2 separate regions of the Homo sapiens genome follow, and region 2 is linked to region 1. A link is a contact called in ENCODE Hi-C data. All regions are on one chromosome and are shown on one strand. The core of a region is the stretch at or near the end of the contact, and the rest is flanking DNA. Distances in the headings are between cores, read along the strand shown. Region 1 holds the start of LINC00670 (long intergenic non-protein coding RNA 670). Region 2 overlaps ARHGAP44 (Rho GTPase activating protein 44).

What was found. A loop is a pair of places that touch in the nucleus more often than their neighbours do. Pooled maps may share reads with other maps.
Region 2: a map of posterior vena cava shows a loop between it and region 1 (5-fold over the local background). The contact joins the enhancer-like site here to the promoter of LINC00670 in region 1. A Hi-C loop is called at or near these places in 5 of 168 maps with a recorded cell type or tissue (left cardiac atrium, lower leg skin, pancreas and 2 more) and 8 of 50 pooled maps.

What each region holds. Positions count from the first base shown.
Region 1 is chr17:12,547,204-12,554,297 of GRCh38, forward strand. LINC00670 (long intergenic non-protein coding RNA 670) reads left to right here and starts at 2,765. Exons shown (of 4, transcript NR_034145.1): 1 at 2,765-2,874.
Region 2 is chr17:12,981,015-12,988,108 of GRCh38, forward strand. ARHGAP44 (Rho GTPase activating protein 44) reads left to right here. Exons shown (of 21, transcript NM_014859.6): 20 at 3,517-3,894. Among named protein-coding and RNA genes, the nearest start is that of ELAC2, 33 kb to the right of the region's middle. Within about 2 kb of position 3,144, at least 15 of the 41 ENCODE cell types and tissues checked have a DNase peak (open chromatin) inside an H3K27ac peak, as active enhancers do.

The sequences.
Region 1 (7,094 bases), core at 1,515-4,014:
CTCAGGAGCATCCCACAAATGGAAGGCAGTGCTTTTATTATTCTGAGATGAAGTTTCAATTTCCTTTAATGACCAAACTCTGTCATTTCCACAAATAAAATTATATACTATTAACCAGTACATGATAAATGAGTATCCTTGTTAACTACCTCAATTTCCTTCTGTGAAAACAGGACAAACTATAAGCAAATAAATAGACATATATTAATTTCTGCATACCTGCATGCATTCCTACATCGTTTACAAATGATTGGCTTCGCCATTTCTTCTGTCCCAGGAATATGTAATTTGGTTTTTTTACACACGTAAAACCAGCAAATAAACAAAAGAAAATTGAAAACAATAGTAACGAGGAGAGTATTTACATTTTCAGCTACTCCATTCCCCAGTGTGCTTGGGGTCTAGAGCTCTAGGTTATCACCATTTTACACATGAGGCTTAAACAACAGATTCAAAGAAATTAGTGACTTGGCTCATTTATCCAGCTAGTAAGTAGCAGCTCAGCCGGCCTCACTATCCATGATTGTACGCACCATTTTCCTAAAGCCTAACCGTCCTCCTACTTCCCAGGTCCCTGACGGTAGGCAGTATCCTTGAAAGAATGCGGCTGTCCCTGTCAACCTGGATGGAGAGTTCAGCCCCTGGCTTGGGAAGTTAGGCCTCTGACCATGAGTTTTACTCTCCCTCCTTTAACTTTTCCCTCCCGTGAAGAAGAAAGTTATTTTCAAACCTCCATCTGTTTTGTGTTTAACGTGCAGAAAGGTTGCACATTTTCAGTCAGGGACCTTGTTCATAAGCAGTAGATCGTACAACAGTTTATTACACAAGTGGAGATTTTTATGGCTGGCCTTTGTTGAGTTGCCAACTGGGAGAAAGAACATAACGTGCTTAGTGGTCCCTATCAGGAAAAATGAGAAAGCATTAAATACCAGTCAAATCGTCAAGCATTGGAAAGCTGGTAATCAAATCCAGAAATCCCTGGAGTATGGTTGATGAGGAGGGTTTTCTCATCACATTTTTTACATCCATAATTGTTTTCCAAGTCACTTGTGTCACAGGCAGTATCCCAAAGCATTATGTGAGAAGTGCCTCAATGGTGGAATAAACGTTTGACCTAGAAAGACTCACGTCCACTTTGAAATCTGGCCCTGGTCAATGCAGGGCATGAAACTGGCACCCCAGGAAGAGCTTTATATATTTTTAATTACATTATCATGTTGAGGACATCAGCTACATAGAAACTTGCTCAAGACTTACTAGGCTTCTTTCCATACCCAGGCCATATTCTCTGTATTCCTAGGAGGGAATGTAATTTACTGGTGGTTTGTCCCCAGCCATGAGACAGAGGGTAGAAAACTCCACAAAGCATCCTAGTAAACATTGCATCTGAACAATTCCAACTGTAACCAGCCAATGCCAATGGTAATGGATCACTCTTGCCCCTTCCTTTTTAATTTTCCCAAAAGCTCAGACCATCACAGAGGCTGCCCAATAAAAGTCGGTAGAGACCTCAGAAACATTCCAGTCTTCCAGCAGTTCTCAGCCCAGGCTGCACGTCAGAGTCCCTGGGGGAGCCTCATCCCAGCCTAATTAAATAAAATCTCTTGGAGTGGGCGAGGACATTGGTACATTCTCCAGGTGACCCTAATATGCTGCCTGGATTAGAAATCACGGGTCTAGTCTAGCTACCTAATTTTACTGGTGGAGGAAATTGAGCCTGGAGAAGTTACTGTCCACAATACTTGATTCACAGTGCCTTGGTTCTTTCCCAGGGAGGCGTTTTCTCACAATCACGCTGTAACTCCATAACTTCATGTCTCACATCTCCTAACTCTGTGTTTATAAAAGCGACGCATTCAAACCTAACCCAGTCCGCTTTTTGCTTGTGCACAAATACCGTGCAGTAGCTTGTATGAGCAGTACCAGCAGCTCTGTGTTCCCCAAGGTATATGAAGAATAATGTCAGGACTGTGGAGAAAATGCAGGTAAAGAACCCACTTTTTTCTCCAGATGGTCCATGGAGAAGGGATTTAAGAAGTGGTCCTTAAACATGAAGGAGATTCAACTTCATTTTTCTTATTAGTCCCTTATTAAATCCTTCTCTGTTTGTGTTTGAAAAAACAGCTGTGTGTTGTGTGTTTGAAAAAACAGTCCTACTTTATTCCTGATGTCAATGTTAATGGTCTCCCCATCAAGTCCCAAAATGTTCTAAGATGGTTATTAAATTTTATGATCACCCTACTCTAGATGAGTCCCACCAAAAGTGTCACACTTGCTGTTATTGAAAGATCCTTCCTTTTTCAGGCTGAGAATCTCAAGCCTTTTTCCAACCCACAGGCCACGTTCTAATTGCTTTCTTCCTGGGAGTCTGATAAACAGTGTTCTCGATCTGATAGACAGCTAATACCCCGGGGGGACATTGCTCGGTAGCCTTGGACTTCTCAGCTTAATCGCCCTAGCTTTAATGCCACTTAAATCAGAATGTAAGCACTGAAAGAATTTCAGGAATCCAATGATATAAATTGTATTTTTAGAGCCGTGAATGACTTGAGCGAGTGAAACAGTGCAGTGGCTTAAGATAGTTCTCTTTAGTTTTCCCATGATTTATCACAAGCAAGTTCACAGCAGGTTAAAATAATTGAATGCGGTGATAGCATACATACTGGCATGATTTTATGAGCCGTCATTCATAACATATTTGTCCCAAAGCATAATTTCCATGATAGAACTCTGATTCACATGTAATTTTTTTGCAGCGACGACACAGTTGAAATAACTCCTTCGTGGAGGCTGGCTACATTTTCACAACGTCTGGTCCCAAGCTAGATCTTCGGGAAAAGGGATCAAGGAAATGACTATTCCTCCAAATAAAATGTAAGTATATCCTGATAAAATGTTCACTTTTTTGGAGAATAAAGAGAAATGTTCTTTCCGGGAGAATTGTGACTCGGAGGTTATGCCTTGCGATCTCTACCTATTTCTCACTACTTCTTTTATTTTTCTTTTTCCTTCATTGTTTATTTTCCACTTTTCTCCTAATGTACTTTTTCTTCTACTTATTAGCTGTGTCCCCTGGGCAAGTAATTTTTCCACTCTGTAATCAAATGCTATAATATGGGGATGATAAAAAATAACTCCACAGGTCATTGTGCAGAATAGAGATAATGAATGTGTGGGTACATATGTGCCCCAAAACTCAGCTGTGTAAGAAAAGCAACTTTCTTTTTATATTTTTATAACTCGACTTAGTTTCTATTTTGAATCCCTATTTGGCTTCATCGTGGAGATGTAATCTCAGTCAAAGCAAGATGCTCTCATCAAAACCTACATGACATCTACATGGATGTCAGATCCATGTAGCTTTCCACCTTCAGCCCTGCCTGGATGTTCCACCATTGCCCTGCCGGTTAGCCAGGCTGCAGGCAGGTGCTACACGCTAGGACTCCTTCCTGGGAACTCAACCATCACGTCAGGTTTCTTGGCTTCCCTGGATCTCCTTCTCAAATTTGAAAAGTCTTGTCTGGTCTGGAGAAAAAGTTTCCCAGCTTTTCATTTAATCTTCCAAATCTTTAGTTTATGACCAGAACCTGCCATTTGAGACTCAAAAGCTAAAAATATGACTCCTCTGTTATCTTTGTTTCACTGGTTTTCCCTTCCCTGAAGCTTTACAGAAGGCCTAGCTGCCTAATGGGGAGAAACACGGGAAATACCAAGGAAAACATATGGGCAAATATCTCCCAAGAATTTCCCACCACTTGTATGAAGCACCAAGAGGAAGGCCTGACATACAGTAGGAAGCCAGCAAAGGTGACTGCACCTTTATATGAAGGTTCCAAGTCTGGTTCCATGTTTCTGGGCTCTGTGTCCTTGGACAAGTTGTCTTTCTGTGCCTCAGTTTCCCCACCTGCAACATGGAGATGATAATAGTACTTACCTCACAAGGTAATATGTGTATAAAGTGTTCAATGAATTAGTTACACTATTATTGTTTTTTTTACCACTAGTACAAACTTCTGTCCTTGAAAGCCATTAGCTTAATACTATCGGCAACCATAATAGTGTTGATGCAGTTGACACATAGAGTGCATCCCACAGAGGAGAAGGTAAACATATCACAGGGAAAGAGGGAGCTACTGGTCCCAAGTATGAAACTGGGATGAGTTTCCTGGAAATGCATCCTTCTGGGTAAAATCTGGGTATAATGATGCTGAGTGGTGAGTTAAGAAGCAATCAGCCAACTTCAGTCAAGGCAGTTCTCAGGTGCTAGCAAGGAGAGGCAGATTCTTGAGGATCTAGAGTCTGAATCAGAAGATGGATCCAAGCTTGTAACCCAGGGGACAAAATGGAGTCAGAAGAAAGGGATGAGGAGCAAAGTTAGAGAAAGGCAGGCTAAGCCAATGTGAGAAATAGATCTGGTTGACGATGGCCAGCAGTTGTTGGAGAACAGAATACGCGTGGGGCCTCTCCTGAGATGTGAGGCCACTGAGGGGTTTTGCTGAGGGAGATACCACTTCTGTGAGCAAGGACAATGAGAGGAAACTGCGGGAGAGAGAATGGTCCACCAGTCCCAAGCTAAATAAACCTTTTTCTCTGGCCCATCCAGCTGATGAGCATGAGAATGAGAATGTGGGACCTCCACCCCTGCACCTGCCTACCCTCCAGTCCCAGAGCCAGTTTGGTCTATGTCTTTCTCAACCCACATTCTGCCAGGACAATTGAGCCCGAATGGGACAGTGGAAAGGGCATCGCATGGGAAGTCAGGAGACCTGAACTCCAGACCCAATCAATGACCAACTAGCCTGAGACTTTAGACATATTCCTTCACCTCTCTGAACCTTAGGGCCCTCAATGAGGAGGTAGGACCACATAAGAACAGAGCTAAATGGGCATAGTTAGCGGTATGGGAGCCAGAGGGCCAGTGATATGAATTCTGTCTTTGCCATTTACCAGATGTAGGTCAACTAATTTAATCTCTCTAAACTCCAGTGTCTTCATGTATAAAGATGGGGCTAATAGCACACCCCTCACCTGATTAATTGGAAGATGAAATTCAAGAGTGTCTGGGACATGTTTAGTAGTGTTGTGAAACACTATGCATACTCAATTGATTGTTGCCAATATCACTATCACGATTATCAGTGGAACCCAAGATCTCTATTAGGTCAGGGGCAACTAAGATAGTTGAGTGGGAGAATTCAAGACTGCAGACCCTGCTTCATTAGGAAGAGCAGAAGCGTTTTTCTCTGTTTTATTTATCTCTCTCTCTCTCTTTTTTAACAAAATTAAGTATTTCTCACTGAATAATAATAATAATGTTATAAATCACTGGACTAGGCCAAGGGTTGGCAAACTTTTTTTTTTTTGTAAAGGACCAACTAGCAAATATTTTCAGGTTTGCAGGCCACACGTGGTTGTCCACTGCATATTCTTCCGGTTTTATTAGAATTAGGGTTGAGTTAGGCTTAGATAGAGAATAACAGCATCTATTAGGGTAGAATAGTATTATGGTAACTATTATAACACAAAACCCTTACCTGTGTGTAACAGAAATCTCAGTGCCTAAACAATCAAAACGTATTTCTCACATCACAGTAAAGTGTGAGTAGGGGGTTAGGTTGTCTATGCCACATAATCTTTTGGGGATCTAAAAATCCTTCCTTCTAGTGGCTCTGGAAACCTCTGGATAGAAGGAAAAAAGAGATGGGCCCACATTCAAGAACATTTCAAAAATGTAAAAGCTATTCTTAGCTCAGGGTCTGTACAATCATGCCCCGTCAGCCGCTTTTGGCCTACGGGCCCTAGTTTGCCCACTCCCGGATCAGACCATCTCTCAGGTCCTTTCCAAAGATGAACCAAACTTCACTGTGAGCAATCTCTTTCTTTCTCCATCAAAGTAACCTGGCAGTGAACTCTATAACATCTCCCACTATCTTTCATGTGATAATATTTTTCATATTTACAACAGTTGTCATATTAAGTGTTTTTGTTACATTTTATGTGTAATGTTACACAGAGTTCCTTTGTGAACAGTTTTCGTAAAGGTGGTGTATTAATTTTCAAGGGCTGCTGTGAGGCAGTATCACTAATTGGGTGGCTTAAAACAGCAGAAATTAGCCGGGCACGGTGGCTCATGCCTGTAATCCGAGCACTTTGGGAGGCTGAGGCAGGCGGATCACGAGGTCAGGAGATCTAGACCATCCTGGCTAACACTGCGAAACCCCGTCTCTACTAAAAATACAAAAAATTAGCCGGGCGCAGTGGCGGGCGCCTGTAGTCCCAGCTACTCGGGAGGCTGAGGCAGGAGAATGGCGTGAACCTGGGAGGCGGAGCTTGCAGTGAGCCGAGATTGCGCCACTGCACTCCAGCCTGTGCCAGAGAGCAAGACTCGGTCTCAAAAAAAAGCAGAAATTTGTTTCTTCACAGTCTGGAGGCCAGAAGGCTGCATTCAGTGTTTGAAGGGTTGATTCTTTCTGAGGGAGAATCTGATCCATGCCTTCCTCCAGCTTCTGGGGATGACCAGGACTCCTTGATGCCCCTTGGCTTGCAGACACATCACTCGGGTCTCTGCCTCCATCTTCACACTGCATTCTCACTATGTCTCTGTCTTCACAAAGCCCCTTGGATTGGGGCCCACACTGATGATGTCATCTTAACTTGGTTAAATTTCCCAAGACCCTATTTCCAAATAAAGTCACATGCACAGGTACTGGGGCTTAGAACTTCTATCAGTCTCCTTGATGGACACGATTCGGCTTATAACAGGTGGTGAAAAGCATGGGGTTGCCTATTCATAACTAAGAACTGTTAAATATTAGAAATGGAAAGGACTGTTGGTTCCCCTGTGCTGCTGCAGGGATGAGTAAGATTGATGGCGTGTCCAAACAGCTTAAGTTTTACCCTTCACTGTAAATGGCAGAGAGAACAGTACTACTGCTGCTGCTACCTTGAAGAATGTAAAATTTGCCTTTTAAAAGTGTTTTTGTTTTATGGACATGGAACAATGAACTAGAAAATATGGCACATTCTGTACCCTTCTTCTGCTTTTAACTTATAAATGCTGTATTCAAAATACTGGAACCGTGTGGCTTGCGGTT
Region 2 (7,094 bases), core at 1,894-4,393, 430 kb after region 1:
AGTTCCGATCTGCAGTGGCAGTTTCATTCTCTTTGTCTGCCCTCACCAAGCCCGTGGATCTTATTCGATCCCTACTCATTCCTTTTGCATTCTACACAAATTTATTAAATCCTGCTATGTACAGAGCTCTGTGCTTTCCAGAGAGGAAGGCAATGATAAGGCAAAGGTGTTGGCACTGTGCTGGGAGACACTCAGGGTACTGTAAGGACACCTGGGAGCATGCTTTCTCGACTCAGGAGTTAGGACAGGTGGCCCAGCGGAAACGACATCGTGAAGGTTGAATAGGAGTTGGGCCAAAGTGCCGGCGTGAGATTTCAGCATCTCAGAGCATTTCTCCAGCACCAATGGTTTCTCCTTGGTCTAGATGCCATATTCTTGGTTATGTCTTTTTTTTTTTTTTGAGACGAAGTCTTGCTCTTGTGCCCCAGGCTGGAGTGCAATGGCACAATCTCGGCTCACTGCAACCTCCGCCTCCTGGGTTCAAGCGATTCTCCTGCCTCAGCCTCCCAAGTAGCTGAAATTAAAGGCGTCTACCACCACACCTGGCTAATTTTTGTATTTTCAGTAGAGATGGGGTTTCACCATGTTGGCCAGACTGGTCTCGAACTCCTGACCTCAGGTGATCTGCCCACCTCGGCCTCCCAAAGTGCTGGGATTACAGGCGTGAGCCACTGTACCCGGCCAGGCACCTCTTTGTTTTAGAGTCCTTTAACTGGCCGGACGCAGTGGCCCCTGCCTGTAATCCTAGCACTTTGGGAGGCTGAGATGGGCAGATTGCCTGAGCTCAGGAGTTTGAGACCAGACTGGACAACGTGGTGAAACCCGTCTCTACTAAAATATAAAAAAATCAGCTGGGCGTGGTGGTGGGCGTCTGTAATCCCAGCTACTCAGGAGGCTGAGGCACAAGAATTGCTTGAACCTGGGAGGTGGAGGTTGCACTGAGCCAAGATCGTGCCACTGCCTTCCAGCTTGGGCAGCAAAGCAAAACTCTGTCTCCAAAAAAAAAGAGTCCTTTAACTTTCCCCACAGCACTACAATACAGGGGTGATGGCTAAGTCATTGTCTCGTCCAGTGGGAGAGCCAGGGCTCCTGTAGCAGCCACCCAGCCTCCTAATGCCAGTGACAGGTTGACCCTTTTCGTTTTTGCAGCACATTGGACCTAGGCAGCCAGTGTAGCCTAGAGTGACTCAGGTCCCTTTCCCAAGTGACCTTCAATAGCTCAGACCCATCTTTTGAAAGGTATACATTTCTTCTCTACTCCCCATCATGCCCACAGATGGCACACTTAGCAGGTCTTTTTTTTTAATTTTTTTTTTTTTGACACCTCAGTCTTCTGACAGCGTGCCGACAATTTCACATCCTATTCCTGTCACCACCGGAAGTGGTAAATGTCATCACAGACATGGTGATGCATCCTCTGTCCCCCAGCTCCTTCGTGAGAAGGCATGTGCAAGCATTGATACCTAGGGTCTCCACCTGCTTCTCATCCAGGGGTACCCCTGCGTCTGTCACCCATGACCACGTGGCTGCCATGAGCTGCAGTAGCAGCTGCTGGAAGCACTTCCCCTGTACTCAGGAAGTAGAGTTGAAAAGTGAAATTGGAAAGTTAAGTGGTTTTATTATGTCATGATTATGTGGTACTTGACATGTATGATCTCATTTAATTATTACACTGCTGCAGAGAAAATCTTTTTCCTCCAATTGCATAGAAGATGTTTGAATAAGTTGACCCAGGGAATACAGCGGGTAAGTGGCAGGATAGAAATTTGAGCCCACGTTGGTAGGATTCTGAAGGGCATGTCCTTCTGTCCACACTGCAGACTGACACACCCAGAGAATACATGAGGTGTCCTCCTAACAGACCTTGTTCCTTGGAGGGAGTGGGGGTGGGGTGGGGAGAAGGAAGAGCTTCTGACCTCTCCCTTAGGACTTACAAGATAATTCCTTCTAGAATCAGACCCACACACATGGCTGGGCACCGTGGCTCACGCCTGTAATCCAAGCACTTTGGAAGGCCAAGGCAGGTGGATCATGAAGTCAGGAGATCGAGACCATCCTGGCTAACACAGTGAAACCCCATCTCTACCAAAAATACAAAAAATTAGCTGGGCATGGTGGCAGGCGCCTGTAGTCCCAGCTACTTGGGAGGCTGAGGCAGGAGAATGGCATGAACCCGGGAGGCGGAGTTTGCAGAGAGCCGAGATCGCGCCACTGCACTCCAGCCTGGGTGACAGAGCGAGACTCCATCTTAAAAAAAAAAAAAAAAAAAAAAGGAATCAGACCCACACACAGCCAGTCCTCACTTAAGCCTAACAGGTTAGTGATCACTCTCTCAAGATATTTGCCCATCAAGTATCTCCTGGACGTTTGAATTTATTGTCTTTACCAATTCATTTTCAATTAAAGGTATAATGGATTTGTCATCCTATAGGGAGATTGGGAAAAGGATAATGAAGGTAAGGCAAAGGAGGTCAGGGCAATAATGTACTTTGAAAAATGCGGTTGATTGGCCGGGCGTGGTGGCTTACGCCTGTAATCCCAGCACTTTGGGAGGCCGAGGCGGGCGGATCACCTGAGGTTGGGAGTTCAAGACCAGCCTGACCAACATGGAGAAACCCTGTGTCTACTAAAAACACAAAATTAGCCAGGCGTGGTGGTGGGCGCCTGTAATCCCAGCTACTCAGGAGGCTGAGGCAGGAGAATTGCTTGAACCTGGGAGGCGGAGGTTGTGGTGAGCGGCGATCGCGCCATTGCACTCCAGCCTGGGCGACAAAAGCAAAGCTCCGTCTCCAAAAGAAAAAAAAACAACAAAAAAACCCCAGAAAAACAACGAAAAATGCAGTCGATCCATACATGCTTAGACCAGCGGGTACAATTCTAGGAAGAAACAAGAATGAGAAGAAAGCCTCAGCAGCAGGGATGCAGGATTGAGGCACAGCATATAAAGTAATGAAGGAACAGGGGTTCTGTGGCCGGAGGATTTGCTCACATATCACTGTTAGGGGAGCCAGAAGCCACTGGACAGGTTCAGCCAAAAGTCAGTTTTCTATCCCGAGGACCTGCCCCTGTGTCAGGGCTCCTCTGTCCATTACAGCAAATTGAACTGGAGTCATCCTCTGCTGGACCCTGCCCCACTGACTCACTCTTGCTCAGAGAGTAGCAGCGATGCCTCTCACCACTGGGAAGGCAGCCCACTCCTGTGGATGGGAAATTTGTTCTCTAGTTTGGCTGGGTGTGCGTGTGTAGATCAGGGCAGAAATCCAGAAAAGAGGAGGAAAAATTAGTTAACAGATGGGAAGATAGGAAAACTTGCAGTTCTCGGTTAATTTTTAAAAATTGTATTGGCTGCTGTCAATGTGGCAAGAGGCCGGGGGGCAGGGCAGGGAGGTGTGGGTGGGTGGCGAGGGGCAGGAGGTGGGGACAGCTTTGAACGCTGAAGGGTGTGTGAACAGGCCCCACAAGTGGCTTCATTCAACAACTTTGTGTTTTGTTGTTGTGTTGTGTTTTCTCTTTCAGTTTCAAAGAAGCTGGCACCGATTCCACCCAAGGTCCCCTTTGGCCAGCCGGGGGCTATGGCAGACCAGTCCGCTGGCCAGCCGTCCCCAGTCAGCCTGTCCCCCACCCCGCCCAGCACCCCGTCACCCTATGGACTGAGCTACCCTCAGGGGTACTCCTTGGCCTCGGGCCAGCTCTCCCCAGCTGCAGCTCCTCCCCTGGCCTCTCCTTCTGTCTTTACAAGCACTTTGAGCAAATCGCGGCCCACTCCTAAGCCGCGACAGAGACCTACTCTGCCGCCTCCTCAGCCTCCCACAGTAAACCTCTCGGCCTCTAGTCCACAGTCCACGGAGGCCCCCATGCTAGATGGCATGTCCCCTGGGGAAAGCATGTCTACAGGTAACCAAGCCACAGGCTCCCTCACTTTTTTTTATGAACTTTAGTGAAATGTGCCTAGGGGAGGGATTGCTAGTGTTACTGCCAGTGAACACATTCCTGCGTGCTTTGGGATGACTGGGCTGGCACCAGGGGTAGCTCATAAGATCTCCTTAGAAGCCCACCAATGGAAAGCAACCCTGGAATCCATGTGTCCCACACAGGGGCTTCTTATGGGATCTCTCTCGGTCTAAGCCCACCAGCCTGGGGTTCTGTTTTTGCTCTTATTATCGGGGGTTGAAGACACTGAGTCATTTGGAGTGGGGCCTCAGGAGAGGCTGGAAGCTGGTTATGATCACAAAACAGCATCAAAACTCAGGTATTTCCTGGATAGAGCCCAAGCAACTGACAGGTATAAATGCTTATCTGGAGAACAGGGGCTAAGAACCCAAGATGTTTTTTACTATTACTAAAATAAGCCTTGCTAGAAAAATATACTTCCAGATAGATATTTAGAGAGGGGTGAATTTCAGAAAACATGCATGTCTCCATTCTCCTCCACCAGACTCCCCTCCCTGGCCAATTCCCTGAGGAGCTAATTGGACAAACCCACAACGACTTAATTTAGTTTGGGCTTAAATTTAGAAACAAAGACGGAGCTCTCTTCCCCCAGAAAAATCTGTAAGCACAAAATCGCAAACACACACCACGTTTAGCCAAAACCATTCATTGGCTGGAAGGAACGGGATGTTTTTGGAACATCTCCCCAGACACTTCAACCACATAAGATTATAAAGTCAGGGGCCTATTTGTGGTGGCTGCTAAAGTCATTTGAGCATTTTCCTTGTTCAGGGAGACAGGCACAGGGTTGAGCTGTGTCTTGGGCTAGAGCCAACCCACTTAGTAAAGTGCAGTAGCATGGCGGTGAGCTGGAGCATATGTGTACCTAGTGTTGTCCCAAGTAGCAGAAGGTGAGGCAGCTTGGGTTGGAACACACACACCACATACACACACACCCACTCACCCATTTCAAAGAACAGTGCTGTCCTAGGATGCACTGGGACTTTTTGTGATAATGCACTTTTCCCTCCACGTCCTTCTCCAAAAGAGTGATTTATTTCTTCCGTGATTAGACGGAAGCAGTGACCCTGTGGGGTTCAGCTCCGTGCTGCCTTTGAAAAGGCTAGTCCAATTTGCAAGTGTTTGTACTGGGTCAGATTTAAATATTACGGGGAAGAGCCATCTGGTGATTCGGCTTCTTTATTTTTGGATGTGATTAATGTTGAAGGTACAGCTGCTGTCATCTACCCCGAGGCTTATTAAAAATTAGGCAAATTTCTCCCTGGAAAATGCAGTAGCACCACGCCCATCTTGGTGGGTCTTGGTGCTGAGGTGTCTCCTGAAGGAGCCCATGATAGGAGGGCACAGGCTTGCTGCCCTCGGGGAAGGTCACAGCTGCGGAGGAGCTGAAGGTCACCCGAGCCAGGTCTCCAGGGCTGCTCCTCCCAGTGTGTCACATCTGGTGACTCTTCCAGCCACCCCAGGGAAGGGACACAAGGTAGTGTCAATACATAAGCAATAGAATGAGCAGAAGATGGCCAGGCACGGTGGCTCACGCCTGTAATCCCAGCACTTTGGGAGGCCGAGGAGAATTAGTTGGGCATGGTGGCACGTGCCACTAGTCCCAGCTACTTGGGAGGCTGAGGTAGGAGAATTGCTTGAACCTGGGAGGTGGAGCCGAGATTGTGCCACTGCATTCCAGCCTGGCAACAGAGCGAGACTCCATCTCAAAAAAAAAAAAAAAAAAAAAAAAAAAAAGAATGAGCAGAAGATATCAATGGAGAAGCAGAAAAGAGCAGAAGGAGAGGAGAAATTGGGGAACAAAAGTGGGCAACAGAAGGCCTGGGAGGACAGCACCCCCAGGGCTCTAAGAAGCGGAGTGGCTCATGTTCCATCTTGCAGGTTTAAGAACTCCTGACCTTCAGGATTCATAATGTCCCTCGCCCTGTGCGGACCCTATTTTAATGTCCTTTTGGCAGCAGACTGTTGTTTTGTCCCATACGTTCAGGTCTCTGAGCCAGTGTAGAATCCATCATGGTTTGATGTGGCCCGTCTGGGACTGTGATATTGGCATAGCTTTTTTTTTTTTTTTTTGTGACGTTCATGTTTTGTCGTGTTGATTCCTTTCTCCGAATCCTATCATTGTGTTCTTGCAGCTGTGTGACATGAGTGGCGCAGTTTTGGATACGTGTGAGGGGGATTTTCAGGGTAAGCTGGCCCCGGCCTCGCCCCTCCACCCCGCTAGCTAGCCAGGCCAGCTGCCCGCTCCTCCCCTCCGCTCCTCGTCTCTGCATGTGGCTCAGACCATTTGCATGGCAGCTTCACTCTCCAGCCTTCCCCGGCCTCAGCAAGGATGAGTTGATCCATGAGCTTATTTGGCTTTGGGGCATCCCTGGCCTCCTTTTCTTTCTTTTCATTAGGAGGAGCTGGGGGAGAACCCAGCCAGCCCCTTTCCCCCACCTTCTCTTTCACTGGAATCACATCTGCAGCTCCTCCCCCTCCGCCCTCCCTCAGGCTTAGACCGTGGAGCTGTAACAGATCTGTTCTTCGTGTGAGACTTTTGTGCTGGAGACGCTTGTGCCCAGCACCCTGGGGGACATGCACCTGCTCACCTTTGTTTAGGAAGGCGTCCTGAGGGGAGGTCATACCAGGTGCAGCCCAGCACAGGGTCCACACCACAGCTTGGACCCCATTTTCTGTGGCCCCGAGTTTGCACCAGCAGATCTCCCCTTCCAGACTTAGATCCTAACGTCTGGCTTCCTCCAGGCTGAGACTGCTGGCAAATCCTAAAGAATCCATATCGGAGCTCATCCCGCTCCCCTTCTCCCTCATCCCAAGTGGATATGGCCAGACAGATCCTTTCTATCCAACTCAATAAAATTTGGGGGAGCATTTATATCAGTATCTATTTGGTCTCCTCCTCCTATAAAGAGTAAATCCTCAAAGCATAACTGAGGGAAAGGCACGAAGGAAGCCAGAAGGACTTTGGTGTATTTGCCTCAGTAAGTAGGGGTGGCCAAAGCAAACCAGGTCTTCTCCCCGATTTGGCCCATGGTCCTGCAGAGACTACCGAGGCGCACCAGGATATCTGGTGCTCACAGACAGGTCTCCTGGCGGGTGCTTCCCGAGTGTCCTGGAGACAAGCAGCCACTGTGTCCCTTTTC